2 separate regions of the Homo sapiens genome follow, and region 1 is linked to region 2. A link is a loop called in an ENCODE intact Hi-C map of the cell type or tissue named here. Cell type or tissue: MCF 10A. All regions are shown on one strand. Each heading gives the region's core, and the rest is flanking DNA. Links, peaks and the distances in the headings are about the cores only.

The links. Hi-C counts contacts between places; a loop is a spot of excess contacts. Peaks named below come from ENCODE experiments on the same cell type or tissue, not always from the same donor. Only the 100,000 strongest peaks of a DNase experiment are listed, where the experiment ranks them.
Region 1: a loop joins it to region 2, with 5 times the contacts of the local background. A loop is called at or near these places in 12 of 110 quality-filtered maps.

The regions. Positions count from the first base shown.
Region 1 is chr1:230,159,652-230,175,904 of GRCh38, forward strand. All of the region lies in intron 1 of GALNT2 (polypeptide N-acetylgalactosaminyltransferase 2), which reads left to right. Among named protein-coding and RNA genes, the nearest start is that of GALNT2, 100 kb to the left of the region's middle. In MCF 10A, for the core only: a CTCF peak has its summit at 7,917 (motif pointing left); a DNase peak (open chromatin) is centred at 7,890.
Region 2 is chr1:229,834,302-229,850,554 of GRCh38, forward strand. It overlaps LOC105373162 (a long non-coding RNA gene), which reads right to left. Exons shown (of 4, transcript XR_001737830.1): 2 at 14,524-14,687; 3 at 13,523-13,708; 4 at 1,575-1,777. Among named protein-coding and RNA genes, the nearest start is that of LINC01682, 43 kb to the right of the region's middle. In MCF 10A, for the core only: no CTCF peak of the experiment used is centred there; DNase peaks (open chromatin) are centred at 7,080 and 9,690.

The DNA of each region.
Region 1 (16,253 bases), core at 3,165-11,164, 330 kb after region 2:
AGCCGTTGTGGTTCCCACTGGGCAGGCTGTACGTGGTGAAGGTGATAGACTGCATGTCTCATGCAGGCCAAGTGCCTGTCGGTCAGCTTGAGGGAGAAGATACCTTGTCTACCTCCCCCCACCTGCAGGCTGGCTGGCTTTGGGTGCAATGACCCTCCTCTTCCTTGAATCGCTGTTTCATTGTGGACCTGTTGGAAGTGCCAGCTTGGCTGGCCTTTGGCTGGATCCCTGTTTGCTAGAGCTTTGTTCCTACTCTGGAGGAGTCAGCTGCTGTGCCTTCTGGGACTGCCAAGAGTTGCCAAGGGGAGTGGGGAGTCCTCTCTGTGGGGTGTCGTCTGAATCCAGCAGCCGCACCACCCAGGTGCTTCCCTCCTCCCCACTCCTAGGCCAATGTCCTTAGTTTCTGCTCACTGATCAGACGATTATCCTTCTCCAGGATGACCACCATCATCTCATAGTCCTTCCTCACTCCCTTCCATGAAGTGCTTCTCCAACCCATTGTCTCTGTCATAGTGAAATGATTCTACTGTTAGTATCAAGATTTTCCACTAGTGCTAATAACAATCCCTGATGTTATCAAACATGTAGGATGGGCCAGGCATTGTACCAGGTGTCTACAGAAATCCTTTGTGCTGACTGTTGACCACTATCCCCATTCTGTAGGCGAGAGTGAGCCTTAGGAAGGGCGTTGGACGTGGCCAGGATCACACACCATGCCTTGCACTCACCTCTGATCTCTGAGGGCCAGGGCCTCCCTGTATACAATGATCTCTGCATCTCTTCTTCCTAGCAGAAGACTCAAAAGAACTTTCAGATGTGGGAGGCCAAGGCAGGTGGATCACCTGAGGTCAGGAGTTTGAGACCACCCTGGCCAACATGGTGAAACCCCGTCTCTACTAAAAATATAAAAAAATTAGCCGGTCGTGGTAGTGGGCGCCTGTAATCCCAGCTACTCAGGAAGCTGAGGCAGGAGAATTGCTTAAACCCAGGAGATGGAGGTTGCGGTGAGCCAACATGGTCCCACTGCACTCCAGCCTGGGTGACTGAGTGAGACTCCATCTAAAAAAAAAAACACGAAACTTTCAGATGAATAAGTTGGTTCTATCAGAGATGGCTCTTAAAGCTCAAAAGCTGTTTTAAAAAGCCCTGTGGATGCGCAGGCTCTCTTAGACCCTTTTTCTGTGTTACAGAAGGGGATATAATACCCCAAATAGGGTTTTTTTTGGTACAAACTGTGGATAGTACTAGATTTTGCTCCATACAGAGTCCTGTTGACTGAACTGCCCTTTCATGTTGTGTCTCCAGTGTTTTTATGGGCAACAGCCATATACAGTCTACTTCCTATCTATTGTGAAGTTGTTGTTGAGGATTTCCTGTATTATTTCACTCTGCATTCATGTCTCAGTTACCTTTGATCCCTAGCAAACTGTCCCAAGTGGAATGGCCTAACCCAGGAATGATGTATTATTTCTTACAGTCCTGTGACTGTCTGGGCGGTCCTTTTGCTAACTTCCCCAGGGCTCACGTGTGCCTTGTGGTCAAGTGATAGCAGCGTTGGCTGGCTGGTCCAAGGTGGCCTCACGTGTCCTATAGTATTTGCTAGCTATTGTCTGGGGCTCCTCAACTCTCCACATGCCCCAGTAGCATAGACCAGCTTCCTTACACCATGGTGGTCTCAGGGCAGCATTCTAAGAGGGCATGTCCAATGTGCAGGTGTGTATTAAGCCCCTCCTTGCCTCGTGGTTGCTGGCATCCAATTGGCCAAAGCAAATCACATGGCCTAGTCCAGAGGCCGACTCCAGCTGTCTGTGCAGACGTGGCAAAGAAATATGGCCACTTCCAATCCACTGCAGTCCAGTCCCCAAAATCCATTCTTTTCATGGCACATTTTGGAATCTAGCAGCTGAATTTCAGTCTCTCTTAAGATACTCATGACTTTATTTGGATGGTGAGCATATGGTTGGTTGGAGCACAGGCTTCAAAGTCCAGCCTGAATTGAGATTCTGACTTGCTCTCTGACCATTGTGCCTTTGGCGGGTGACTCACATCCATTTCTTCATCTGTGAAATGGATATGATGATACTTGCCTTCCTGAGATTGTTGTGAAGTTAATTGAGACTATACATGAAGTCTCTGGGCCATAACTGATCTCATTACACCTTAATTCTTGTTTCTATTACTTATTTTACTTCTGTCTCTGGGAAGTTCAGAGTTTAAAAATTCAACTTGACCACAGCATCTTTACTTGGTCATTTCTGCAACCACCATGTTCCATTTCTTTTGTGTTTCTATTTAGATCTTTTGTTTTAAGCTACCCAATCCTTTTTGGAATAATATGGGGTATTATTAAAGTAAGACTAACCAGCAAAATTCTGTAAAAATTAAAAAAAAAATCTTGGCGCTTCCAGTTCATTGGTTTTGCTGGTAAGATTCAGGATTATAGTACTGTTGAACAAGCTTGTATAGACGTGAATGAGTTTCCACATTCTTATAGATTTGACTCAAGTGATCTTTGCAGATTTTCACAAGCACTGAAGACTAACCAGCCTTCCTTTAAGTCTCCCAGCACTTAATTCATCTGGTCCAACACATGCCGGGTTCTTCAGGGTGTTAGGATGAAGCTCCTGTATCTGATCACCTACCATATTCCACACATTTTCCATACACTCTTTCTCATCCTCTGAGAATTTAGCATTCCGGGTGATGCTACTAAGATGGATGAATAATTTATAAAGTTTTAGAATTCTAAATATAGTTCTTTCTAGTTTCCCTTAGGGTTCAGAAAACAATATCCCAAAATGAAGGCCTCAGAAGCAAAAGTTTTTCACTTTCTCCTGCCCTCCAGCTGCCAGTCTCCTTCTCCCCAAGGCTGCCCTTAGAAGCTAGATTCCCTCCATAGAAGCTAGAATCCCTCTTCCCTAAAACAGGTCCTAGGAACCAGAACTTGCTTTCCCCAAAGCCAGCCATCAACCCTGAAAATGCAGCTCTAACTTTCCCTCTGCCTTGCTATGTAAATACTGTTTATAAAAACAGTATGTGACTTAACTGTTTGACTGTAGGTCATAAGACCCACCCCTCCACTCCATTCCAGAGAGGGTCTTGCCCCAACCCAGAATGAAGGAATGCTGCTCAGAGAGGCTGAGAAGAATCTAGATGGACAGGCCTTGCTGGGCTTCCCCACTCGGTCTGTTGGCATTGGAACCTACCATTTTTGTCCAGTCACATTTCCACATGACTGTCCATACTGTGTTGAACTTAAGCATGAGAATGGACAATTTCCCCTGTAACTTTGGGTCTTCATTCTGATGGCTCCTGTGTGTACACATTAAATCAATGTGTATGCCTTTTCTCTAATTAATCTGACTTTTTCGAGTTGAGTTTTCAGTGAACCTTCAGAGGGTGATGGGGAAAGTTCTCCTTGACCCCTGCATTTCTAAGTCAGTGGACACGTGAATCTTTGGCTTACAGAAAGATAAGAATCAGCTAAACATGTTCTTTGAAACTCCGCATTAAAACAACAACAACAACAACAACAACAAACTTTTGTCAAAGGAATTGTTAAATCCCCCAACCTTCATGTGCAGTGAGGTGAGATCCAGGCCCCACTTGGAACAAGTTCCATGGAGTGCGCACATCTTGTGGGCCACTGGCCACTCCTGAATTCCATGGACTCCGTGGGGCTGAGGTGCAGTGGAAAGATGAGCAGTGACTGTTCCCAGTGCTGTTGCTCATCAGAGAGCATGGGATGAGGTCACTCCGGCGATCTCTCATGCTTTAGCGTTTCCAGCTGTATGAGGGAGGTGTGGTGTAACTTCTCAGGCGGTTGTGTGGCTCTGGGCTCAGTTTTTGTTGAGAGCCTTCTGTGTGTCAGACACTGCTAGCATCATCATGTATGTCCTTTTATTTAATTCCTCCACATCACAGTGGATAGAAAACATGGTTCCTATTGCTACGAGCTCCAGAGCAGGAATTTGAATTTGCCTTCGAAGCCCGAGCTGCTCACAGCAGCTCACTGTCTTTTCAGCTTTCCCATCAGGATCAAATGAGACGAAGTGTGTGGAAAGGAGAAGCAACCTTTAAAAGTAGATCTTGGTAAAATTACTGTTTTCTGAAGTTGGACCAGGGAAGCTAAGAGGAAAGAGGGACAGTCCCCACTGACTGTCTTGGCTGCTGTGGGCCAGGCCTGTGCCAGTCACTTGGTGTCAGTGAGCTTATTGGATTTAGCTTTCCCAACCACATGGACACGGGGTCAGTCTGTCTGTCCCAGAACTGGCCGGGGGTGGTGGATGGAGCCTGGACTCTGGGCCAGTCACAGCCTGATGTGACACTGGATACACTGCCTGTTAGCTGTGTGCTCTTGACTTTGTTTTTTTTGGGAGGGTCTCAGTTTTGTCATCTTTTTTTTAATAAAAGGGGTATTAAATACCATACCTCAAAGATACTGTGAAGAACACATACGTAACTGCAATCGCACACGTGTAGCTCCTCTACAATGCCTGGCACTTGGAAAATCCCTGGTAAATGCCAGTTCTGTGAGGGTGGCATCACTGTTGCTGTTATTTCCATGTTCTGGGTTGGGGGCAGAAGGGCCGTCGGGCCCATGGGGAAGTACCCAGTAGAGGCCGGTGCTTTGCTTTCTCTCCTTGTGTGTGTGATTGCCCGTACATGCACTGTCAGCACCCGAGTTCCCTGTACACATTTACTGCTAACAGCGGTGATAAGCGCACAAGATCACTTTGGTGTTTGACCCGTTTCTTGGAGAAAGCAAAGATTCAGTAGGGAAAGTGATGTACATAGAGGAGATGAGCCTCTCAGCAGGCTTGGCGGACTGCATCCGATCATGTGATCTCTTTCTTGCCCAGGACAGCACGGTCTCTGGGCCCTTTTTCTTTTTTTTTTTTTTAGACGGAGTCACTCTGTCGCCCAGGCTGGAGTCCAGTGGTGCGATCTCGGCTCACTGTAACCTCTGCCTCCCAGGTTCAAGCGATTCTTCTCCCTCAGCCTCCTGAGTAGCTGGGACTACAGGCGCCCGCCACCACGCCTGGCTAATTTTTTGTAGTTTTAGTAGAGAGGTTTCACCATGCTAGCCAGGATGGTCTCGATCTCCTGACCTTGTGATCCACCTGCCTAGGCCTACCAAAGTGCTGGGATTACAGGTGTGAGCCAGCACGCCTGGCCTCTCAGCCCTCTTTCTAATTCCAAGGGAGAAGGGAGGCTACCTGAGATTCTACAGTAGTGCCTGGACCCCAAACCTTAAAAGCAGAGGTCAGCTCACACCTGTTTCTAGAAACAGCTTTTGTGTCCCCTGCCCCATAGGTTCCTGTAGTGGCTTTGGGCAGCATTTGGAACCACTGGCCAGATAAGATCCCTTAATGATGTGAAATACTGCATAAGGTCGAAGTTCCAACTTTAACATATCTGGGCTAAATTTTTAAAACTATTCAACAATTCATGAAGATAATTAAAGAACATGTGAAAGTCTGAGAAGGAGAGCCAACACTCATCATTCTCCACTCTTAACACAATCATTTTTATTCCAGTGCCTTTCATTCCAGGCTAATCCATATGGATACAGATTTTTATATAGTTGTTTCATTGTGTACATAAAACTTTGTCTCCTGCTTTTTCATTTAACGTAAGCATTTTGCATGTGGCTCTGTGATCTTTATAATTTTAATGGGCGCATAGTATTCTTTGAAGGGGCTGTTAACAGAAATTAACGTTGTATTGGTGAATGTTCTAAGTTTCTTCTGTTTTTTCTCTTATAAATAATGCTGCAGTATTTGTGCATAAGATTTATTCCTTATTTTAGGTTAGTTCACTGGGATAAATTTACAGAAGTGAGATTTCTTGGCTTAAAGATTTTCAGTCGCTTTCTAGTTCTTGATGTTGGATGCCAAGCCAAGTTGCTTTCCGATAAGGTTTAATTTACACTGTGTCCTTTTGCTTTTAAAATAAGGTAGTGAGACATCTGCAGCCTGGTTGTGATGCCAAGTATTGAGATAGTATGGAGAATGTCCCAGCTGTTGAAGGCAGAGAATGGACTTACAAATAAGTGGCGCCAGAGGTAGGGGATCTCACAGCTTGTCCCTGGGTGGCACTGGTCAACCTGTCCCAGGGCAGCACTCGAGAGGGAGGGAGGCCCTCGGAGTAGCCAGAGCCCCTGGAGAGGGCTGATAGATGCCCCACAGGGCTGGAGGTTTCTGTATGGAGTCCTGCTGTAGGTCACTCATATTAGGCATGATGTGAATGTGCTCCACTCAGCTACTGTGATCTGATTGAAATAACCTTTTAAGAAAAGAGCTTGCAACTGTGGAAAGACCACTGTTTTGGATCAGGTTGACATGGAGTCTGGGCTTTGATGGGACTGTATGAACCGCCTTAACCCCTGTGTTTACCTGTCTTTAAAGTGGTCTAATAAGCCATGACAGTGTCCTCTGCACAAATCCTTTGTGAAAGAACAATTTGTAATTAATAAAAAAAAAAGACCTTTTGAAAAAAATAGATTAAGACAATCCTTATAGGGTTTTGGGGTAATAGTCACACAGCTAATAGCTGCTGAACCTTGAGCAAAGAAAATGTTAATGAGAAAATGTACATTTTAAATGAATAAAAAGAAACATACAGTCCCTATGTATTTCTTGTTTGTTAGGAACTTTTTCAGGCACTCCTCCCCGCAGCGTCACTCATGAGTTTCTTTTTCTTGGGTGCAGATAGCACACATTTTGCATGGTGTGCCTCACACGGTGTTTCTCATCTCTAGCTACTTTCACCATCTTTCTAAATATCCCACGTGGGTCATATCATTTTACCAACTTTGAAAGGATTTGTCAGGCCTTTTTCAAATGCCTGCTTTATCAGTCCTGAGGCTGCACAGCCTTGGCCTTGCCATGGAGAGATGGCAGCAGGACAGTGGACTCCGGGGATTCAGTGAGCACGCGGACATGTCTTGTCTCTGCCTTCTTGCTGTGACCAGTGGGTGTGATGTGCTGGTCTCTGCCATCTGCTGTCTCCCAGGGCAGCTTGGGAAAGCCTCTCCTTTCCCCCAACTTCCTTGCTTTCTTCCCTTTTCCCAAAATCCAGATCTAATTCTAATGGTACCCAAAGAGAAGTCAACTGAAGTTTGAGGTTTCTCCCTTTGAAGATAAGGGGTAATTGCTGTACAGAGAACCTCAGAATGGGGGAGAATTGCTGTAGTGGGGGAGTCATGAGGAGTAAAAGAGAGAACATGCTAGTGCTAGGCCTGGGGTGGATGTTGAATAAACATTAGTCCCTCTCACTCACACTTGGGTTGGCTGTACCTGGGCTGTACTGCCAAGAATTTCCAACTCTGTAATGATTTGTGATGAGATAAGTCAGGGGAGAAGCTTAATTACAAATTTTCCATTTCGTTTGTAACCCTCAGCCCTCTTGGGGCTCTTTGCATATCATTCTGAGACTCTTTTTTTTTTTTCTTGGAGATGCTCTTCAAAACAGAGTCAAGTGTTTTATTTTTTTGGTGGTGGGGGGTGACAGAGGGTCTCTTACTCTGTTGCCCAGGCTGGAGTGCGATGATGCGATCCTGGCTCACTGCAGCCTCAAACTCCTGGGCTCAGGTGATTCTCCTGCCTCAGCCTCCCAAGTAGCTGGGACTACAGCTGTGCATCCCCACACCTGGCTAATTTTTAAAATTTTTTGTAGAAGCAGGGTCTCACCACGTTGCCCAGGCTGGTCTTGAGCTCCTGGGCTCAAGTTGTCCTCCCACCTTGGCCTCCCAAAGTGCTAGGATTACAGTCGTGAGCCACCACTCCCAGCATGGAGCCAGTTCTGACTCAGTGGTTACAGAGCAGGCCTAGGAAGGAACCAGTTGTATGGAAGTTAGGCCCTCATGGGAAGGATTTAACCAGGTGGTCATGGGAGATGGTGGCACCTACTGGTGACAAGGAGCATTGCACTTTAGTTCTGTGAGACCTGCTTGTGGGCTGAGGTGAAGTGGGGAGGAAAGCAGCCTTGCGGGGATATTGACATGGAGGTCAGGGAACTGCCGAGCGTGGAGGAGCGCCGTGGTGATGGGAGGAAGGGGCGGTGGAGCAGCACGGGTGTGAAATGTGCAGGGCTGCAGCCTGGCCGGCTGACGAGGCTGCCTCCTGCTGGCCTCCCTGCGGCTGCTCCACTGTGGCCCTTGGGCCCCGCTCATCACCAAGTGCTGCCTGAGGGCTTCACCTCTCTCCTCCCACCTTTTTTTCTTACCTATTGGCAATGATTATTTTTAAATTTTTAAAATGCAATTGATTTTTACATAAATCACATGGGAAATAATTTTCTAAAATACCCCCCCCTTTTTTTTGTAAAGAGACATTTTCTAGTCCAGTGTGCAGAAATTCTTCATTTTTCTAAAGTAAAAGAACCTGCTTCAGCTGTGGTTGGGAAACCCAGAACAAGAAGTGAGCTGCAGTTGAGAGAGGGCTTTGTGTGCCACCCCCTGACTGGGGAGGCGGTGGACTCGGAGCAAGTGTTAGAAAATGGAGCCATAAAAGACTCCTTAAAGTGTCGGGCGCTCAGCTAACTTAGGGCTAGAATTATATATCATCTCTTAAAGGACCTGCTGTTCTTGCCTTCAGGAATGGGAAGTTATCACCAGGAGCTAAGAGCTGACCTGCTTCATAAACTCTTACTTAGACCTAGGAATGAGGAAAAGCTGCATGCGAGTGGCATCCCTTGTGCTCGCTTTCTCTGGGCTAAAACGTTTAGGATGGTCTGGCAGCTCTTGAAGAGAGGATGGTGGCGTGGAATAGATTCCTCTGAGGCCTTGCCCCTCCTGTCCCCGGAGCTGAGCTGATTATTCTCATTGGAAGATTGGCTTTCGAGCATTTATCAAGAGATTTGTACCTGAGTTTTCTTGAACGAAGAGGGAGGCAAGAGGGCTTAAAATTTCCATTAAAAATGAACAGGCACCCAGGAAATACATGATTGACGGATGTTGGCCCAGGAGTTTTCAGTGTAGTTGCTTTCCCTTTAGGTAAATAGGATTATGCGCACATTTTTGTAATTTTTTACAATTTTATTTTTTTCTAGAACAGTTTTAGACTTACAGAAACATGGGGAACATTGTGCAGAAAGTTCCTATATATATCATACCAAGTTTCCCTGTTATTAAAATCTTACATCAGTATGATTCATTTATTGTAAAGAACCAGTATTGATATGTTATTAACTAAAGTTCTCTCTTTATTCAGATTTTTTACAACATCCCCTTGTGTTCTTTTTCTGTTTTAATATGTTATCCAGAATACCACATTCCAGTTAGTGATTATGTCTTCTTACTGTGACATTTTTTTAGACTTTCCTTTTTTGTTATGACCTTGACGGTTTTGAGGAGGCTTGGTCAGGGATTTTTTAGAATATTCCTCGTCTGGGGTTTGTTTGATGTTTTTTCTCATGATTAGATGAGAGTTATGGGTTTGGGAGAGGAAGACCACAGAAGTAAAATATGCATAAATTTGTAAACAAGTTGTTGAATGAGTTAATTATGGAGAGAAAGGGAAGTTTAGTACCCCTGAATAGTAACTGGAAGAGGAGTAAAGGCTGGACCCCCAGATTGGAAGAAGGCAAGTTTAATGTTCTTAATGATGGGACTTAATGTCTAACTTGTGTCATGCCTTATAGTTCAAAGGGGATGGGATAGAGTGGTTCTTACATTTTCATGTTATATCTTGGGAAACTGAGGCTCAGAGAAGCAGCCTGAGTTGCCTAAGGTCATAGAGATAGACCAGGATTTACTGGATATGCCAGTGCATTTGCAAACTATTCCTAGTTGCATTTTCTATGCCCAGAGGTTCTAGACTCAACTGGCTGGGTCACCGATGGCCATTTCATCTGTGCGTAGCTATAGGGATTTAAATAGGAGGATTTTTGTTAAATGAAGACAATTGACCGACTGTGCGTGGAATCAATGTGCAGGATGATTCACCAGGCTTTCTGCCTGTTAGAGAAGTTAAATGGTTGAGAATTAATAATTATGCGATTGTAGTTCACGACTTCAGCACAAGTCATTGTTACAGTTCTCAAATGTTGAGCAGCCCCACGTTATTCCCCACCAGTGTGTTTTTCTCTGAGGTTACACAGTAAAATAAGTGAAGTGCTGACCTTTATCATAACATATTTTTTATTTGTGAGCAAGTGGAGTATGTATAAAGCAGTTTGTGACTTTGAATCCAAAATAGAAATTTGCCCTCCTCTCATTTTCGCAGCATTGAGTTTCATAAACTAAGTTGGAGCAGTGAAAGTGAAACTGGAAATGCATGGATGAAGCCAGTGGTTCTGAACACTGAGAACTGCCTGGGAGCTTCTAGAAAAACCCCCAAGGCTGGGTCCCATTCCCTAAAGTTGTAATTATATTGGCCAGGGCAGGAACAGGCCTTGGGAAATCCAAAACTTGGCCTTTCTGTCTTGTTCCTCACTCTGTACTCTACCCAGGTCTTCATTCTTAAACCTTTCATATCTTTTGATTCTTGCCTAAGTAGAGGTTTTGGGAGCTGTTGGGCTGGAGCTTTCAAAGCTTGCAGTAGGCTGATCTTACTTCTCTACCTATATTTTACCTGTTCTCCCTAGGTGATGAAACTAGGAGGGCCCATGGCTACTTCTGCTACATGGGGCACAAAACATGCTTCAGAAATATTTGAGAGACTGAATGAAGCCTGTCTCTGGTCTCTAGGGTATATTACGTTCCCTTTCTATTCTAATGATGAGTAGGAGGAAAGATACCACTCTTTCTTGTAAACCAAACTGTTCTTGCTTTCAATGGGGATTTTTATTAAGAAGCAAAAACTGATCTCTTTTATAAATGCATAGATACCAGTGTTTTACACAGTACAGGCTTCTGGTTTTAAGAGAACTTTTGCCATGGTTCAGAGTGATCTTACTAGCCTAGTATATTGGTTTGTTTTACATTGCTATAAAGGAATACCTGAGACTGGGTAATTTAGAAAGAAAAAAGGTTTATTTGGCTCACGGTTCTGTAGGCTGTACAAGAAACATGGCAACAGAATCTGCTTCTGGTGAGGACTTCAGGAAACTTTTCATCATGGTAGAAGGTGAAGGGGAGCAGGTGTGTCACATGGCAAGAGAGTGAGCAAGAGAGAGAGGGGAGGAGGTGCCAGGTTCTTTTAAACAATCAAATCTGTGTGAACTCTTTCCTTTACCATGGGGAGAGCACAAAGCCATGCATGAGGGATCCACCCCCATGACGCAAACACCCCCACCAGGCCTCACCTCCAACATTGGGGATCACATTTCAACATCAGATTTGGAGGAGACAGCTATCCAGATGAAATCACCTAGTTAACTCTGGTGTTCTTTTTTCAGGACCCTTTCCCAGTGAGTTAAAATTAAATTTGTGAGTTTATTAATAGGTCACACAGCCTATTTGGAAAGTAAGTTTTTTTGCCTTCTTGTGAGAAGACCTGAAGATTATTCCTCTACACTACCCTGGTGGAACGCCAACCTTGAAGAATTAGAAATAAGTCCTTCTGCTTCTCCCATGGGTCACTTTATAGGGAAAATGCTTGATCAGGGGAGGTCTTGGTCTTTAGCGGGAAACTAAGTCTACTCTGTAAAAATTTGCTTTCGAGTGAACAGTATTTTAGTTAGTTTGTAATGTCTTAGCTTTGCAGCTTAGCTTAGTCTTACCTTTTGAGAAATGGGCTGTGAAATATAAATTATTACATCATTTAAAAATTTCTGGCAACCTGTTTTTTTCCCCAAAACTTGAGGGTTGCTGTGTGGATTGGCTGTAGTGGTAATTACTGAAAAGTCATCAAATAACAGTGAAAACTAGACAACTGATTAGAAGGGAATCAAGTAGTCATTCAGATGGTATTTTCGGTAATTTAATCTGCCTCTGACCATATGTTCTAGTCAGCTGAAATAATTTAACAGTGACAACATATATTTCAGCAAGCAGAGATTAAAAACAGCCCATTTATTTTCTGTTTTCTCCCGCAGTAATATTTTTATGTCTCCGTTAACAAATATGATGTTCGCCATTTAAATTATATGGAAGCAGCTTTGGATGATTTAGCAATATACATAACATTTATTCTTTGTTATTATCTAGTTTTATGTATGTAAGCATGTTTATTTTAGTGGTGTTTCATAATTCAAAAATGTTACCAGAGGTGGTAATTGTATTTATATTGGACATGGGTAAGACATCAGCGTGAGATGAAGCCACATTTTTGCTGCTTTTGTGACTCAATTCTTGGGCTTCCAACACCTCACAGCCCCTGCCCCCCACCCCTGTCCCACACAAATGACTGGCTGGGTGCAGCAGTCTCTGCCACTAGCAAGCCTTATGGCATTGATAAATGTAGTGGTTTTAGAATATTCTAAATATTAACCAATTTTTTTTATTATCCTCCTCTCAAAACTGGAGGCTAGTCTCAGCTCCACCAAACCCGATTTCACGTGAGCTGGACATGGTGACATGGTTCATTATTTCTTATGAACAGACTGTGACAGGGCAACAGTGAGTGATTTCCAAGACTAGGCCATAAAAGGCATCACCGTGTTTCCCTTGCTCTTGTATGTGCCCTCTTCCTCATATTCACTGGGGAAGCCAGCCGCCTCTTGGGAGGACACTTAAGCAGCCCTACTGGATGGGCCCCAGTGAGGAACTGGGGCCTCCTGGCCACGTGAGTTACCCATCTTGGAAGCAGACCCCAGCCCTAGGCAAACCTTCAGAGAACAGCAGCCCTGGCCGAAATCTTTGCAGCCCCATTAGAAATCGTGGGCCAGAACCATTCAGATTCCTGACCCTCAGACACTGTGTGAGGTAATAAACATTTATTGTTTTAAGCTACTGAGTTTTGCAGCAGTTGATAAGTCAGGTAGCCCTTCTGGATCCTTTTTGCCAATCCTCTGGGAAACGAATGGTTGGACTGCACAGTGCCCTGCACGCATAGATTCGATCAATAGTGCCTAAGGGGCTTGCTCATCTTCCAGCCACTGTACCTCCTCATCCCCACGGCGCCTTTCCTCCTCCACTCCCCTGACCACTTGCCTTTGGCAACTGAGCCAAGAACACTTCTTATTTTTTTCTTATTTGGATCAGAGACAGATTATACTGGGAATATTCTATTAACAACGAAACCTATATTTACACTTAATTAGTTTCCATAACTATTTAATAAACTCACCTATTGGGTTTACTGCTTCTGAAAATAGTGTCATAGTATTTAGATGTCATTGCTATTTTATGTACTTAGAGATAGGATGAATTTGAGCTGCTGTGCTCTCTGATTATGGCAGGTAAGTAGACGTCGCTCAGCCATGGATTCCCGTCTGATTACACTCATGGCCCTGGTTTAATTCCATTTGTGCCTCTGTTGTGTGCATTTGTAAGAACAATTTGGGAGATACATATTTTGAGGTTTTAGGATACATAATTTTGAACCAGATTAAAATGTCTAATAACAATAATCACTACCATCTGGGGTAAGTTAGTAAGTAGGAGAAGACTTAGAGTTCTCTTTCTCTGGCCCAGATGCCATTTACAAAGGGAGCGAAGACCACAGCGCTGTACTTTAGGGCATCTAGGTCTTTCCAGAGGCTGCGTGTGGATGCATCCAATACTCTAGACCAAGGGGTGATGCCAGGCAGGGCAGCAGCGTTCTCCTGTCCCATGTTTCTCATTTGGTTGGCAGGGCATCCTAGACCTCTGGTTAAACTTCCCTGATGGAATGCAGTATTTGGTCAGAGCTGCTGAGCCCTCCCTTGTCTACACTTTCCTGAAGCACCATCTGTCTGTGGGGTAATCATTCTGCATTCACTGTCAACATCCCTCCTTTGAGGGTGGTGGAAACAAAGCAGAGATGGGTCTGCATCCTGGGAAATCAAAGCGGGCTTACAAGATCACAGGCTTTGAATTCTCTGCAACTTTTGACCCAGCATAAACCACATCATGACTTGTCTAATCTCAGTAGTTTATACTTGTCACTAAAAAGAGGACCTGTCTGTCACTGCATCAGTTTCCCCTTAAAAGGGAGAAAACACACAGATCTGTTGGTAGCACAGCCAGGATACCAGTGGCTACTGGGCGCAAGAGCCTTCTTCATACATTTGCATTCAGTACATTTCCATTTTTGAGCGGCACTGATGCTAGTGTAAATAAGTCTTATAATGTATGTAAATGTATGGGAGGGGGATTGTAACGAAAAACTTCCACTGCAGAGTAGGCGAAGCCAGTACAATCAATCTGAGTAAGTAGGGCGAGGATTTTTTTTTTTCAGCTGCATTTATTATTGAGCAACTATTGTAAGGCCACCAGCGCACTTGGTACCATAAGGATACAGAAGGAATATGACAGCTTTCCTTACCCTCAAAGAACCTGAAATCTTTTTGGATATCAAACATGGGCGAAGCAGGTAGCAAATGTAAAAGACCCCCAAGTGCTAACTGAATGTATCACCTACACAAGAACACTGGGCAGGCAGGGACCCGCTGTGCAAGAGGCATTGAGCCCAGCCTCCTAATCTTAGAGAAGTTAGACTCCAACACCCACTGCCATTGGCAGAGGCGTGGCTGGAACCCAAGGCTCTGGCTCCGAGGCCAGTGCTGCTCCCCACGTGTCATGCGGGGTCTCCTCCTTTCCTACTTGTCCCTGCAGCATTGGCCTCTCCTCTCCCCTGCACTGACACCTCACCTTCCCTGAGTGGTCTCCCTCCTGCTCACCAGTAGCTTTAATTACCCGGGGCCTTTTCACAACCCCAGATTTGTGCCTCCATCTGTTTGCAGATGCCTCCTCTTGGTATCTCACAGTAGCTTCATCATTTCCAAACCAAACTCCTCTATATTTCCTAGCACTGCTTCTTACCCTCCCCAGCAACTGTCTTGCATTTCTTCTCGGTGGACATCACACCTGTGTAGGAAGTGCTGCAGTCAGAAACCTGGGGCCGTCTTTGATTCTTCTTCCCCTTCGCACTCCTCCTGCTGCATTGCCAGCCCCTCCTAGCTGCACCTGTCTCCGCTCTGTCCCTCCGGGACCTGGACTGGGTCCAGCATGCCATCTTCCCATTGCTGCATTACTGAAATGGCCTCCTGGGCTCTCTTGTGCCCTCTAGTCTGCCCCCACCTTATAGCCATAGTGATATTTCTAGAATACAGGTCTCAGACTATCCTGCCGCTTCCGTGCCCTCCTGTTTTTGATCTTTCCCTTGTTCCATCTGTCTGGTACACCCACCACCGCTAGTCCCCATTGTTCCTTCTTGCCTCCCTTAGGTCTCCACCGAGGTACCACTTCCGTGTACAGCCTTCCTGGGGGCCCTGTTCTACGCGGGGCCTGTGCCTCTGGGCCGTTGTTCCCCACGCTTGTCTGTGGGTGTCTTTGCACAGCACAGGCCAAGATGCCTGGCCCCTGCTGTGTCTCTAGGAGCTGACTTTCTTAATACCAGGCCAAGGCCTTCGGTAGGGGTGGAGAGAAGAGAGTGGGACAAGACAAGCATCTACAGACCAGTGGTGGGTTGAGTGTGGGTGCTCCATCAGCCAGTGAACCTAGTCAGCCATCTTTGTAGGAATTTATTTCTAGTGACCAGACATATTCTGAGATGAATGGTTAGTACAATGTCTTAATTGAACTTTGGCTATTTAGTTGAGGGAGGGAGGAAGCTATCTTATCTAGAGGCAGTACAGCTAAATGACTGAGACCATAAACTCCAGCCCTGAGCTCCCCAGGGTGTGGATCCAGCCTCATACGAACACTAAATGTTCAGTGCCTTGGCTTCCTCACCTGTAAAATTGGAATAGTAATAGCATTGCAGGAAGATGAGCATATGTGCAGTGTCCAGAGTGGGGCTTGGCACCTCGTAAATACTGTGTTAGGCAGCAGTCACCATGGTGGTTCCTCCTTTTCATTGTCCTCCCCTCCCCCTCCTTCCCCTCCTCCTCTGCCTCCTCCCCTCCTCGTCCCCTCCTCGTCCTCCTCCTCCCCCTCCCTCTCCCCTCCTCCTCCTTTCCCTCTCCCCCTCCTCCTCCTCACTGTCCTCCCCCTCCTTCTCCTTGGGGGCTCCTCTTCCCCTTCCCCATTTTTACTGTAGGAGCAGGTATTTAAGATGATAATCTGCAGGTTTTGGCCTGGGAGTCCAGAACAAAACAGTCCTATGTGAGTGACCTCCTAGAAATGTATTCTTGGGTTTTTATGACATTTTGAGAATCAGGCTCTTATAATTTAGTTTAAATCGAGCCCTAGCCTGTCATTCCCACTCTGACTTACATAAAGG
Region 2 (16,253 bases), core at 2,937-10,936:
CTACGAAAATACAAAAAATTAGCTGGCCATTGTGGCATGTGCCTACTGTAGCCCCAGCTACTCAGGAGGCTGAGGTGGGAGAATCACTTGAGCCCAGGGGTTTGAGGCTGCAGTGAGCTGGGATCATGCCACTGCACTGAGTGACACAGCAAGATCTTGTCTCAAAAAACAAAAACAAAACACAAAAACCAAAAAACTTTTAAGTGTGCTTTAATCTCTGTTCCTTGGCATTTTTCTCATATAAAGAAATTTATTTATTTTTATTTATTTATTTATTTTGAGACGGAGTTTCACTGTTGTTGCCCAGGCTGGAGTGCAGTGGCGCGATCTCGGCTCACTGAACTCTGCCTCCTAAGTTCAAGTGATTCTCCTGCCTCAGCCTCTTTAGTAGCTGGGACTACAGGCGCACGCCACCAAGCCCAGCTAATTTTTTGTATTTTTAGTAGAGACAGGGTTTCACCATGTTAGCCAAGCTGATCTCGAACTCCTGACCTCAGGTGATCCACCTGCCTTGGCATCCCAAAGTGTTGAGATTACAGGGATGAGCCACCACCCTAGCCCATATAAACAAATTTATAAATTGAGTAACATTCTTTATCGGACCGTTTGTTCTTTTTATTTTAATTGGAGGAAAAAATGAGTGAATTCATAGAAGACAGAAGAAGACTTCAGGGGCTGTGTCTATGTTGCAAACAGTTTTCTGCCAGCTGCCCCAGATCTCAGGAACTAAAAAAATCACTTTATTGGAACCACCTTGCTGGGCCTCTCCCTCCCTGTTCAGAGCAGCTAATGAGGGGTCTGGAGAGTAGCTCTATTAAACAAAACGCAAAGAGTGCGTTGGGTGGTGGTATCTCATGTTAATGGTACAAAGCCTTCTCTCTGTTTGTTTTGCATATAGAATTCATTATATGGCATCAGCTGTCTCTGATTTCTTTTTTCCCCAAGAGGGAGACCATTAGAAGCAGGTGAAGACAGAATTATAACGAGCCCAAATCAGATTGCTGTTGGGATTTTATGCAGAGGAGCTTTTGTTTTCCTCTTCAAGTCTGCTTGAATTCCTCCCAGCTACTTCAGGCTTCTGCCTCTGCTCCACTGGCTCCCTGAAGCAGGCACCAAATGCTGGGGTTGCCTGTTATCAGAGCAAAACAAACACCTTCTGCCTCCAGCCCCGTTGTTCCAGTGAATATGGAAAGTTTGTGTGGCTGACTGGGTTTCGGGGAGATGCATTTGGCTGCCTCTCCTCACCTATTTCGTTTGTGCTCTATTAATCAAATGACTTGTGTTCCCCCCCCCCCCAAGCGCCCTTAAGATTGCTAATTAGTTACCTTAGGTCAGTTGGAGGCAATTTTCTCCATTTTATAGAAAATAACAGAGCAGCATCCCTCCTCCGAAGAAATAAGAATAACCCAGGCCCCCATCACCGGTGAAGGTCAAATGAGGGGTCTTTTCTCTGTGGAACAAATACCGGAGGAATAGCCACTCCATGCAAGAGACTAGGTGCTCCAGTGATTACAAAATGAGTTTGCAGCACACACACAGTTTCTGGTCCTCAAGAATCCCATCCATCTCCTTACCTCCTCCTTTCCCCTAGAGAGGAACTCAGAGTTCGACTTTTCTCTCTTTCTCCCTTTGCTGTGTTACTATTTCCATGAGCTCTCCTGGAGTTTTCTCTCCTTGATGGTCCTCTGGGTGCCATCTTTATACTCACCCCCAGACAGAGTGATGAATGGCGTCTTCTCAAGGTGTTCTTTTACAGGTAGAATCGCAGCGATGATACCTGGAAAAAATCTATCAACACTCCATGGTGTCTTGGTTTTGGGATTGGACAACGATTTATGCCTTTAATTTAGGGAGCTGGTTTCCCTTGTTTTATCTTTCAGGGGACAAGCCCAGCCCATTTAGGCTGTCAGTGAGCGGCAGTACCATCGACAGTCTAAACATTCTCTAGACCTTAATATTATTCTCATGTTAAATTCAGTTTAGCCTAAAGCTGCCTCCTTACCTATTTAAAGTTCAGCCTAAACGTTGCTCCATACATAGTGAACCCAATTGGATGTGTAAAGAGACCGTAACCTACTCTTGGAACAAGTAGCCGAGTCTCAGCCAATCACAAAAGCTGTACTTCAACCAATCACAGGCAGCCAACTGTTCAAACTGTATTCAAATAAGGCAAATACCGAGCTGCAGCCAATCGGGCTGTTTCTGTGCCTCACTTCTGCTTTCTGTACGTCGCTTTCTCCTTTCTGTCCATAAATCCTCTCCCACCACGTGGCAAAGCCAGGGTCTGAATCTGCTCTGGCTCAGGGGCTGCCTGATATGTGAAACGTTCTTGGCTCAATTAAACTCTGTTAAATTTAATTTATCCAAAGCTTTTCTTTTAATATTCAGGTGGCCCAAACAGAGCCAAGAAGAAGACAAGAAACTTAGGGAAGTGGGAATTGGGGGTGAAGAGACTAGGGGATCTCAAATAAGAGAGAAGATGGCAAGGATAGGGAGGAAAAAATAGAAACGAACTCCAGAAAAGAGAGACTTGAGTGAGAACCTGAACTAAGAATTCCAAATTAAGTTTTATTTCTTATACCCTAAGTATAGAAAATACATTGTACAGACAGTCCTTGTTTTGCATGCAAGAATTTCAGTTTTTACAGTTGAGTTAAAACTGTACTAGTGATCCAAGTATATACTGGCAGTCTTCCTGTGTATACCAGTCCCTCAGAAACATCGTTCAGCTTTCAGTTACCACAATATATTAATTGTGGATAATTGTAGCTCTTTCCAACTAATTCCTAAGTAAATAACAGATGCATATTATGATCAGTGGCCAACCATGCCACTTCTTTCAAAGTCTGTTGCATCTGTTATCCAGGACTCCAGTTTTTACATAGATGGCAAAGTGTGTGATCATGTCACCTCCTTGTCTCCCAGTGATAATCCTTGTGTCATTTTACAAAAATGGATAATTGGCCGGGCATGGTGGCTCACACCTGTAATCCCAGCACTTTGGGAGGCCGAGGCAGGTGGATCACCTGAGGTCAGGAGTTTGAGACCAGCCTGGTCAATGTGGTGAAACCCCATCTCTACTAAAAATACAAAAAGTAGCTGGGTGTGGTGGTGGGCACCTGTAATCCTAGCTATTCAGGAGGCTGAGGTGGGAGAATCACTTGAACCCGGGAGGCAGAGGTTGCAGTGAGCCGAGATCACGCCATTGCACTCCAACCTGGGTGACAAGAGTGAAACTTCATCTTAAAAAAAAAAAAAAGATAATCAAAAGAAGAAATTGGACAACAAAGATGAAAGTACAACAAAGAAAGTGAATTTCACCTGCTGGAAGTGAAATTGAACATGATTAAATGATTTGAAAATAACAACAAGAAAGCAAAGTTAGGAGAGACCAAGGTCTGCATGAAACTACTCTATATAAATTGTATATTAAAAGTTCAGAGAATAGAAAAACCAAGAAAGTGGCATCAGCAAAAAATTTAATGTTAATGGAACTCTCCGAGATATTCCATGACATTGAAAGCACTGAGGATAAAATATTGGAAACAGATCCAGACTTATAAAGGAGTAGGATGCTTTGCCAAGGCATAAAAAAGAGGCTCACTCAGTATTGTAAGCTTTATGATAAGAAGAAGGCAGCCACTGTTCAAACACCTCTTAGTATTTTTTTTACAAAGAAATAAAACACTTTAATTTTGAATGTTTCTAATGTTTAAATTATAGTGTACTAAATAACTATTCGTTTTACTAGCTTTTAATTTCCCTGTCTATTTATAACTGACAGCAGGGGAGTTTTTAAAAGCCGTAAGACAGTAATAATTTCTCCCATTGATTACTGAGATGATGGCTTTGCATGGTTTCAGCGACTTGCATGGTCATTTTTCTGGTTTGGCACTACCAGGTGAAGTATATACTTGGATCACAGGGTATTTGTGCATAGGTGAAGCAAGACTAATCATCACGATTTGTAAATTATATCAATTATAAGTAATATGGTCCTTTTTTAAAAAAAAAAAAAAGGGAGAGGTTTCTGGCTCTGCGTGCATGTGTGTATGCGTGTGCGAGCATGTGCGTGTGTGTGTAATTCGAAGTTGGCAACTGGCCTTTCTGTCTGCTGAATGCTGAATGAAATTCCCATGAGGCCCTACTCTCTTTTTGAGATTTCCTCTAATTTCTAGGGTGCAGGCTGGTGCAGAGTCTTACATCTTTCTGATCTCCTTTGCTTCTGCGATTCCATCTTCCTCAAGGGCTGCCTCAACCACTGCTTATGATATGGATTCAGCCCCTTCTTTTATTTCCACAACATGGAAGTCACTTACACCAGGCTTTCCTGAGCTCAGCAAACTTCATTGAGGATTGCGGGGGTGTGGGGGGAGGGGGCATGAAGAAGTCACATAATGAAGTGCACAGCTTTGTGCCATTCCACTCGTCCCCCTCTCTGTTTTCCCTTCCCTCTCCCTCGCCCCTCTGGAAACAATGAATTCCTTTCCCTGGGATATTTACAGGATCTTCCCCCATTGGCTCTCAGATGTGGGGGTAATTTGGGACTCTCTCAACTTTTAACTATGGCAAGTATTTATCTAAGCATCTTTCCAACCAAAGTCAGGTATCTTCTGAAGAGCAATTCTGGTGCCAGCTATTATGTTAATAAAGTTTTATATATAGACATATACGTATAGGTATAGAGAGAGTACACATAAGAAAGAAGAGAATTACATACATGAAAATGTTAACACTCAGTGAGTATCTCTGGGTGGTCAGGATTATAGATGATTGTTATTTTCTTCTTTTTACTTTTCTACGATAAACATATTTTATAAAATGTGCACAATGCACATATATTAAATTTTAATAAGAAAAACATTATTAAAATAGTTTGTGAGCCATCCCTGACAAAGGCAAGGGCACAAGGAGCACGGAGGAGAAGGTCTGAGTCGGCCAGGGAGCGGGAGGGAACACCAGAATAGGGGACTTGGGGAGGAAACAATGAAACAAAGAAATGGGAAAGGAACCAGATCATCACTTGAAGGTAACATAATTTGGCTCCATTGTGTTCCTGCTTTAGGAGGTTGACTAACAATTACCATGATAATTATAACAATTTCAGGTTCCTCTTCTGCACACTGTACTTTCATTATCCTCCAAGGCATTGTGCTTGTTCCTAACATCCTGCTACTACAAAAGAAGAAGTCTAATACGTGCATCCTTAATTTTAGCGAGAGCCCATGCTTGGCTCCGATACAATACCATTTTCAAGTTGCCTGCATATGTTAAAATGAGAATTTTATTGTCCCATCCCACCACAACCCATTCAATCCCGCAGTAGTTTTTAGAAAGACCAATCATTTGGGACCAGAAAGAGCAATGCGTCTTCCCAAGGATACGATGCACCCACCTTCCTTCTGTCCGGTACCTCACCACACCCCGTCTTACTCTGGGGCTTTTCTTTTCCTTGCAACTGAGAACTACAGTTCTCTCAATTTTTATTCAACTTGGGGGTTGTCACCAGTGTTGGCATGACTCCAGCATTGGGATTTAGAAAGGGCAGGGAGCTGTTGAAGGGGAAGGGGCTGGTAATCGGGTTTGGGGATGGTAGAGGACAGGAACAGGCTCAGCAGCATCTCTCCAGCCCCACAACCCCACAAGAATTAAAGGGCGGTGAGCAGGGTGGCATGCAGTCATGATGGAGGGCAGCTGTTGGAGGGGATCACTGAAGCCCCTAGTGGCTGTGTACATAGTTATTTTACTTTTGACTCTCTCAAGTCTTCCCGTTTAACACAAACAGAGGCAATTATGACAAAGTCAAAAAATAACAGATGCTGGTGAGGAAACAGAAAAGAGAATGCTTGTACACTACTGGTGGGAAGGTAAATCAGTACAACCCCTATGGAAAATAGTATGGAGATGTTTCAAAGAACTAAAAATAGAACTACCATTTAATCCAGGAATCCCACTACTGGGTATCTGCCCAAAGGGAAAGAAATCATTATATCAAAAAGATACCTGCACTCATATGTTTATTGCAGCATTAATCACAATAGCAAAAATATGGAATCAACCTAAGTGTCCATCAATGGATGACTGGATAAAGAAAATGTGATGAGTGTGTGTGTGTGTGTGTGTGTGTGTGTGTGTCTGCGTGTGTCATGGAATAGTACTCAGCCACAAAAAAGAATAACATATCTTTTGCAGCAACATAAATCGAACTGGAGGCCATCATCTTAAGTGAAATAACTCAGAAACAGAGTCAAATACTGCATGTTCTCACTTGTAAGTGGGAGCTAAATGTGTATCCAAATGTGTACATGTGGAAATAGAGTATGGAATAATAGACATTGGAGACTCGGAAGGGTGGGAGGGTGGTGGAGGTGAGGGATGAAAAAGGACCTAATGAGTACAGTGTACACTGTTGGGCGAGGGTTACAGTGAAAGCCCAGACTTCACCACTACACAATATATCTATGTAACAAAGCTGCACTTGTACCCCCAAATCTATTTTCTAAATATTAATTAGAAAACACAATAAATCCTTCCCTCTTTAGCATTCTGACTCTTCCCATATCCCTCTTTCCTTATTACATTTCTTATATAATTCCTGGCTGGGTGTGGTGGTTTATGCTTTGGGAGCCAAGGTGGGCAGCACTTTGGGAGGCCAAGGTGGGCAGATCACTTGAGCTCAGGAGTTTGAGACCAGCCTGGGTAACATGGTGAAACCCAGTCTCTACTAAAAAAAAAATATATATATATATACATACATAAATTAGCCGGGCATGGTGGCACATGCCTGTAACCCCAGCTACTCGGGAGGCTGAGGCAGGAGAATCGCTTGAGCCTGGGAGGCGGAGGTTTCAGTGAGCCGAGATTGTGCCACTGCACTCCAGCCTGGGCCACAGAGTGAGACTGTGTCTCAAAAAAAAAAAAAAAGAAAAGAAAAGAAAAGAAAGAAATTCTTATACAATTCCTTATTAAATTATTTCCTTGTTAACTTTCTTAAAAGGGAGATCCACACTTACTGACTCATTCCTTGCCTCCGGTTCACTCCTCAAACAAGTCCTGTCTGGATTTGGCACCCACGGCTTTATGCACTGATGAAATTAGTTTCGCTGAAGGCAGGGCTAATGTCCTGTTTTCTAGCCCTCATCCTGTTTCAACTCCTTGCAGTAGCTGATATCACTTTCACTTCTTCCCTCACACGTTCTTCTTTCGCAGATTTCCCCACTTCTTGATTAGTGGCTCTGCTGCCAACCTCCAGTTGTCTGAGCTATAATCCTTGGCAATCTCCTCAACTCCTTCTTTGCCAATATTAGACATATCTATAGAATCCATCCTCTTTTTTTTTTCTATTCCTAGTGCTACTTTCTTAGTTTAACTTGGCACATTCTTCATCTGAATTGTCTACCCTCTGGTCAAACCACTATTTTTAGCTGTGTATTATTATTATTGATTTCTAAGGTAGTTGCATTGTGATCAGAAACCATGGTTTGGATAATGCTTTGAAATTTGTTCTTTGTGTTTTATTGTTCTAGTATGTGATTAATTTTTATGAATGTTCCATATATACATGGAAAAGCATTTGTATTCTTGAGTTGTTGGGTGCTATGTTTCATATGTCTCCAACAGATCAAGCTTGTTCAAATGTTCTATAGCCTTATTGGTTTTCTGTCTACTGAGAGAGGTATGTTAAAGAATCTCACTGTGATAGTGTATTTGTCAACCTCTCTTTGTAGTTTTGTCCATTTTTACTCTATGCTCTTTTCTTTCCCTTAGATCCAGGGACAGACTGGATAATCTATGTATTCTGAAGTTATGTTATAAAGGGCATAGAAGTTTGGAATTATTATTATTATTATTATTTTTGAGATGGAGTCTCACTCTGTCACCCAGGCTGGAGTGCAATGGCACGATCTCAGCTCACTGCAGTCTCCGCCTCTCAGGTTCAAGTGATTCTCCTGCCTCAAGCCTCCCGAGTAGCTGGGATTACAGGTACCCGCCATGTTGCCTGGCTAATTTCTGAATTTTAGTAGAGATGGGGTTTCACCATTTCAGCCAGGCTGGTCTTGAACTCCTGACCTCAAGTGATCCGCCCACCTTGGCCTCCCACAGTGCTGGGATTACAGGTGTGAGCCACCATGCCCAGCCCGGAATTATTAAATCTTCTTGTGATCTTTATTTTTTTATCTCTTTATTGCTGATAATGCTTTTCTCCTTAAAGTCTGATATAAATGTCATGATGTCAGCTTTCTTTTGGTTAATATTACCTGGTATATCTTTCAGTGTTACTTCGTTTTCACCCTTTCTGGGGTTAAGAGGTGGTGTAATACAAAGGCTAAATGTATGGGCTCTAGGAGGGGCCTTCCTGGGTTCAAATCACACTCTCATTAGTTATTTAATCTCAGGCAAATTATTTCACTTCCTTATGATTAACTTTTATTATTATTATTATTTTTTGAGACAGGGTCTCACTCTGTTGCCCAGGCTGCAGTGTAGCTGCATGGTCACGGCTCTCTGCAGCCTCAACTTCCCAAGCTCAGGCGATTCTGCCAACTCAGCCTCCCAAGTAGCTGGGACTATAGGCACATGCCACCACGCCTGGCCAATTTTTGTATTTTTTTGGAGAGATGGGGTTTTGCCATGTAGCCTAGGCTGGTCTTGAACTTCTAGGCTCAAGCAATCAGCCTGCCGTGGCCTCCCACAGTGTCCTTATGATTTACTTTTCTTATCAAAACAGTCTCTGTCTCACTGGGCTATTGGGAAGATTAAATAGATAAATACGGCGTAGTCAGAACAGAACAGTGCTTGGCACATGGTGAGGACCACGTAAGTGTTTACTCATTGTGATTAGATACAGCTCTTATAGATAGTGTATTGCTGGACTTAGGAAAACAAGAATGATAATCTTTGCTTATTAGTTTAAGAGTTTGGCCCATTTACACTTGTTTCAATTATTGATATAATTTTATTCATTTATATAAGAAAAATAAAAAAACCATAATTTTAAAATAATTTTATTTATTCATATGATTTTATTTTGTACTCCTGTCCTATCTTGTCTCTCCATTCCCCCTGCCCTCATCCTTTCTTGTCTTTTATTGGACTGATTGAATTATTCTTCTCTCATTTCACTTTTTCCTCCCTCTAAAAGTTTGAAAATTATGCATTTTAGTTCTGTTATTTTGGTGGTTACCCTAGATATTTTAATATCTATATTTAACTTGACAGAGTCCTCTAGAACAGTAAAAGGACCATAAAACACTGTACTGTTAGTCATATCCCTCCAGGATTATGCTGCTTTTGTCTAGAATTTCGTTTCCAGCTTGAGCTTTTTCTTAATCCTACAAATTGAGTATCATTGCTATTGTTTGATACAGTCAGTAATTACTTAATTTTCACATGGCTGCCATTTCTTTGTTCACCATCTTTTTTTTGCACCTCCGACCTTTTGGTGGGAGGGATCATTTTCCCTATTCCTAAATGCTGTCTTATTAAAGAAGTTCCTTTCATGAGAATCAGTTGGTAACAGATTCTAACAGTTTTGGTTTATCAGTATATGTTTTTACTTTGCCTTTGTCCTTGGAAGAGTGGCAGGAGTTTCAGTGCTTCCTGAACATTCACATGCTCTTCCCCTCCCCTGCAACATCTTCCCTTGCAGCTGGGTGGAGCCCTGTGAGTCACTCTGGCTGATGGACTGGGAGCCGGAGCCACAGGTGTCATTTCTGGACTGAGGCACAGTGAGCATCTCCAGCATGACCCTTTAGCTCTTCTCCTTCTCTGGTGATTCTGCAGGCCATGTGTTGAGATGGTGGAGCCTCAAGATGTAGGCAGCCTGGATTGATGAGTCACTCACTGTATGGTACACAATGTCCTGGAGAGTCACTTGATTAATAGGAGATTTTGGACAAACATAAAATAAATCTTTGTGTAAAAAGTCGGTGATATCTTGGCTCAGTTGTTATTAGCCTATGCAGTCTCGTAAAACCAGAACTTTCCCTTAGGATATTGAAAATATTGTTGTATTGTTTTCTGGATACCATTACTGCTGTTGATTTTATGAAATTGTCATTCTTTTTGTTGATAATCTGCTTTTCTTTCCATCGACTTTTAGTGCTTTTAGTGTCTTTGGTGTGGAGGGAAGGCATGGCAGGAGGCAAATCTCCAAATTTTTCTTGGCCAACCCAGCTCTCTCCCCTCTTGCCTGCAATTCTCAGAGAGAAGGTACTGAGAATGCAACACCCTGAGATAAGCAGGAACCATCTGAAACAGGCTGGGATTTATCCATCCAGGACATCTTCCTAGAACAGGATATCCTGCAAAGCTTGGGCTCAGCAAACCATGTTGCCCCTGGGGTATAAAAACCAAAACACAGCCCTTTCAGGGTCTCTCGGCTGGGATGCGAAGTGAGGCACGTGTAGACAAGACTCCATCTGCCCTGGGCAGCTTTCCTGAACCCGAGGGACTGGTTTGCCATGGATCCTCGGCTTCTGTTTATCTTTGCTGCTCACCTGTGAGTTGTAAATCTGCTTTGCCTGACTTGTGTGACAGTTCCATCTCACCAGACTCACTGGGACAGCCGGGCTAGTGCAAAACCTCCTGCTAGACCTGGAAGCCTGCCATATCTAGGAACCTTAGCAGAAAATGCAAGGACTTTTGAGTGTTCCTCTAGGATTAGCAACAGGTACACAGTGTTCCCCTCACAGGGATTGATACTGATGTATGTTATTCTGCTTCACAGGCACTGTTTAGAGTTTTGCAGACTGAGTGTTCATTTCTTATTGTTTATTGTTCTTGAGATTCCTTGGTGTTGCTGAATCTAAGGATTGGTGTCTTTCATCAATTCTAGAAATTTGTTGGTCATTATTTCTACAAAGTGTGGCTTTTCTCTGCTGTTTCTATTATGTTCTTCTGATGTTCTAAAAACATATATTTTGGGTCTTCTTTCTTGGTGATTTATTTCCGTTGATACCTCTTTTTCATGTTCTCTGTTTGTCTCATTTTGTGTGCTATTTCTTAATATTTACTTTCCAGTTCACCAATTTTCTCTTTGAATCTGATACGTTATTTAAGTCATTCATTGAGTTTCTAATATCAATTATATTTTCCCTTTTTAGAAGTTTTGCTTGGTACTTTTAGGATCTACCTAGTGATTTTATAGTCTTTTGTTCTTCACTTAGATATTTTTCTGAAATTCCCTGGTATTTCTTTAAATGTAATAATAGATTTTTTTTTTTCTGTATCTGATGATTGCCATACCTGTTGTTTTTGCAGTACTTATTTTGTGGTTTGTAGCTTCTGCTGACTTTCTCATGGTGACTTACTTCCTCATATATTTAGTGACTTTTGACTGGGAGCTCAAGTCCCTTGTACTTCTTAGAGTTGTGTTTTGCAGAGAGAATTGGGAATTGACACTTTCCTTTGCCAAGATCTGGGGAAGCGCCAACTTGGGATTACTTTATGTAGATATTTGTCTTGGAAGTTTTGAGGCCATTCATAGAGTGGGAATTCAGACTCCAGATCTGAATGAGTGTGGGTGAGTGGCTAGGAATTTTCAGAAGGTATGTGATTGATTGATTGATTGAGGGATTGCTATTTCAGAACCAAGGCAAAAACAGGCAGTTATTCCCTCTGCCTCCCTCTGCAGGATGGGCTGTGCCCTAGTTCACCCATGGGGATGTGTTACCTTACAGGAATGATGACTTTCTCGAAGGGTTTCTGACGTGATCTCCCACCCTGACCAGACACCTGGCTACTTCTAAACCCGTATCACCCCATCATCTTCTGAACCTGATCTCAGCCCCCAGGGATCAGCATGGAGTCTCAGAAAAAAACCTCATTTCTGATGCTCTCAGGATTGTGCTTGTTGCTATCATCTTAGTCAGGCGTTCAAAAGAATGTTTGAGATGTCTCCCCCAGCAGCTTTAGGTGTTTGTACTGAAAGGCACTATCAGAAATGAAAATTTTCAAATACAGCCTATGTGGCAGGCTCTGTTCTAGGCATTGGAAATCCAGTAAACAAAAGAGACCACAATCTCTGCTCTCATGGAGTCTTAATGGGGGAAGACAAGACATTAAAAATATAAACGACTAAATATATAGTAATAGACAATGATTAGTGTTCAAGAGAAAAATAAGGCAGGTGAGTGAGTAGAAGAATGCCAGGGGCCAGGAATGGGGATTGATTTTAAAGAAGTTGATGACCGGAGGCCTTGCTGAGCAAACACCTGAGAAGGTGGGGGCCAGGTGTGTTTATGGCAGCGAAGGCTGCCCCAGGCAGAGGGAACATAATAATCCCCTTGTCTCCAAGAGGAAGTTAAAACTGCGTAGCTTGTCATTTACAACATGTACCCTAAAACTTAAAGTATAATAAAAAAAAACAAGCAAACAAAAAAATGCATAGCGTGTGCCTCCACTTGAAGACAGAGGAAGGCTTTTCTAAGGGAAGATGTTCTAGATGCTGTGGAAATACCGAGCAGCCATATTCTAAGCACTGTGGCTGCCTCTGCTTCGGGAACTTTCCATGGGGCACCAGGCTCCCTGCACAGTGCATTCTCTCTGTGCCAGTCACCAAATGCCAATGAATGCTTAACGGCCCGGTGTCACCCCTCCTCTTTCTGCCCTGTTATTTTTCTCCTCCTCACAGGTATATTTTCTTTCCTCACACAGTTTTTATCCACTGTGTTATTCAGAGCCTTGTGGTGTTTAAATGAACAAACTCGTCATGAATATGACATAAAGGAAGCTTTGGACCCTCATGGTGGCTGATGACACATATGCAGAGTTTCCCAAGGTGCTTAATTTTTTTTGTTGTTGTTGTTTTTTTGAGACAGAGTCTTGCTCTGTCACCCAGGCGGGAGTGCAAGGGCGTAATCTCGGTTCACTGCAACCTCTGCCTCACGGGCTCAAGCAATTCTCCTGCTTCAGCCTGCTGAGTAGCTGAGATTACAGGCGTCCACCACCATGCCCAGCTCATTTTTGTATTTTTAGTAGAGATGGGGTTTCATCATGTTGGTCAAGCTGGTCTCGAACCCCTGACCTCAGGCGATCTGCCCTCCTGGGCCTCTGAAAGTGCTGGGATTACAGGTTTGAGCCACTTTGCCTGGTCCCAAGGTGCTTAATTTAAAACATACAACCTTGCTGACTTGCATTGAACATGCCAGTTTCCCTGAAAAGTTTTATCAGAGTAAGCTAAATTATTTGGTCATCCTCTCATTTCACCCCCAGTACCCCTCAGGAATTCTATGTGGAGATGGAGAAAAGGGTTTCTGTTACAGGTCCCAGGGTTCAGGAGCAGCAGAATGACCAAGGCAAATCTGTTGGGGAACATCTTTGGCCTCCTACAGGGATGGGACCAGGACGTGTGGGCTTGGGTAGGGTCACTGCTCTGTTTCTTTCTGGCAGCCCCATGGCAGGAGTATCCTTCGAGAGCATCCCTTTGCCCTGTTGAATGCTGCTTTGACAGTGCAAACCAGCATCAAATCTGTTGCAGGAATGCTTTAGAAAAGGTATAGGAAAGACTTTTTTCACCCACCTTTCTAGTCTTCTTGAACAAAAAGGAAGGTTCAACGAGGCATGACCTTCCATTTCTTAGAGTGGCAGTGGTGGTGTTCTGATGTTGAATGGTAAAGTGCAGCGCCTCTCCAAGTTCTCCATATAAGTTGTCCTAACCAAACATCTCCGTTCCAGTCTGGCACCTGGGGGTTCAGCACACGGTGACCTACCATGTGGCCAACATGCATTTGTAGAAATTTGTGTCACGTGAAAATTTATGGGAGTTTTTCATTCTACTCAATGAGAGATTGCTGTATGTTTTGCACAGTGTTAGTCCTAAAACACATCAAGTAGAATTGTTGATCCAGAAGTTACAGCACATGTGGCCCATGGCCCTGCATGGGCTGGGTTCACCACCAGGTGCCTCCTGGGAGTGGGTGTCCCATCTGAGAAGCGCAGGTGGTGGAAAGAACCCAGGCCTGGGAGTCAGGAGGTCTGCATTCTAGCCCTGGCTCTGTCACACTTGCCGGAGGACCTCAGACTGCGATTTCTGGGCTTTAGTTTGCCCATCTGTAAAATGGGAGCATCGGGCAAGGTGATCTCCTTGATTCTTCCCAGCTTGATCATCCTGGAATGCACCACTCTAGGTACACCCCTTGGTTGCATTCTATTAATTTGGAAAGGATTTTCCATCAGAATCAAACACTTTCTGCTTGTTTTTAGCCCAGTAGTGGCATTTTTAGTGAAGTCAGTGGAAAATAGCTTCAGTTACTTCTAAATGGTAATAGGGAAAAGTAATATTCTTTTCCTATTTTAAAAGTCTCAGATTCTGAAACCCCACCATAAGTCTGAGTAACACAACTGCAGGCCTACTAGCATGCTTGGGATCTAAGGTAATGAGGCCACAACCTAGGTCCTAATTCCCTTCTTCCAAAGAGTATCCAGTAAATTCCTCATGCTTCACTAGCCTCTTGCCCCATGGGAAATGGGGAGTGAGATTCAACTATTTGTTTTTGGAGGCACAAAGTGGAAAAGACTTACCAAGGTTTGAATCAAGGTTGTCTTAGAGCCACAGGTAGAAGCAAGAGGGTCTCTTGACTTTGTCTGAAACTCTTTGACTTGGCACAGGAATGAAAGTCGTATCATTGAAGAACTCTTGATATGATGAGGTCATGTATGTGGAAGCTCTTGCACATGGTTAGGTACTGTATAAACATAAAGTACAAATATCAGTAGACTTTCATGTGCACAATGAGGAGTCTGCATTGCTGTTTTGATAAACAATAAATACTTCCCTCCTTCTCCCATAATCTATTCATGTTCGTTCTATTTGCATTGGTGTGCGAATTAGTCTCTTCCCCTTCAAACAAGTCAGTTTAGCTAGAAGCATTAAACATAATTAAGTAGACAGGCATAAGCGTCTTGCTGGCAGAAGAACAAAAAAAATCAAGGCAATTTGTTGGAAATACTGCCCCTAGAGGACACAGGGCCACTTATGGCTGCAGTGGAATGGTGGTATGGTACAGCTTCTAGGGACCTTGGGGATCGTTTAGCTCTTGAGCACCTGGTGAAATGTAGCTTCCTTGGCCTGAGGTGTTGGTCTGTCTAAGATATTTCATTAAAAAAAAAACATTTTGCATCTTCGATAGACGATGTGAACAAATGGAATGAACTGGCCTTCCCACTTAGCCCCTGCCAGCTTACTGTAAATGACTGCTGCCAGGTGTCACCTTAGCAGGACTGAACCATTGATCACGGCAAATGGAGCTGTAGGTAATTAAGTACATAATTTTAAGCCATTCAAGTGAAATTCCATAAGAAGTACATCATGAAACTGGGAATTATGTAGAATTACTGGCAAAAGGAAACCGAGTGTGAATACAGTCTTTCCCTAACACCTGATTCACGTCCAACATCACCACACAGAGTAAGTTTCTTTCTTTCTTTTTTATTTTTTGAGACAGGTCTTGCTCTGTCACCCAGGCTGAAGTGCAGTGGCACAATCATAGTTCACCACAGCATTAAGCTCTTGGGCTCTAGTGATACTCCCAGCTCAGCTTCTGGTGTAGGTGGGACTACAGGTGCATGCCAGCATGCCTGGCTACATTTTAAAATTTTTTTTGTAGAGGTAGAGTCTTGCTTTACTGCCCAGGCTGGTCTCAAACTCTTGCCTTCAAGCGACCTTCCCAAAGTGCTGGGATTACAGGTACCCATCATCATGACCAGCTAATTTTAAACAATATTTTTTGTAGAGATGGGGGTCTCACTATATTGCCCAGGCTGCTCTCAAACTCCTGGCCTCAAGTGATCCTCCTGCTTTGGCCTCCCAAAGTGCTGGGATCACAGCAGGGAGCCACTGCACCTGGCTGGAGAGTGTTAAGTTTCTATGTGACCCAGGACTCGTTATCTTCACAGGTATGGCTGTCTGATGGGGTATGCTTTTGGTTAGAACTGGAATCTGGGATCCTCCAGAAGGAAGAACAGTAGGGCTCAGCAGAGGAGCAGGAGGGCAGGAAGCAGTGACCAACGGGCTAGAGGGACATGGGGACTACAAAGGATGTCCTTGTCCTCTGTCCCAGGGCAGTGGGACAGAGCAGGGCCAGGCATCAGGGTGAGGCAGACCCATCAACAACAGTTCAGGTAAGCCTGGTGCCAGGGCACCCTACAGAGGGTGAAGCAGGTGGCAATGAGAGATCCCTGTCCTCCCTCCCCTTCTGGCCCCATGAGGCTGTAGAGGTTCTGGGGCTTAGAGAAAGGCCAGCAGTGAGTGG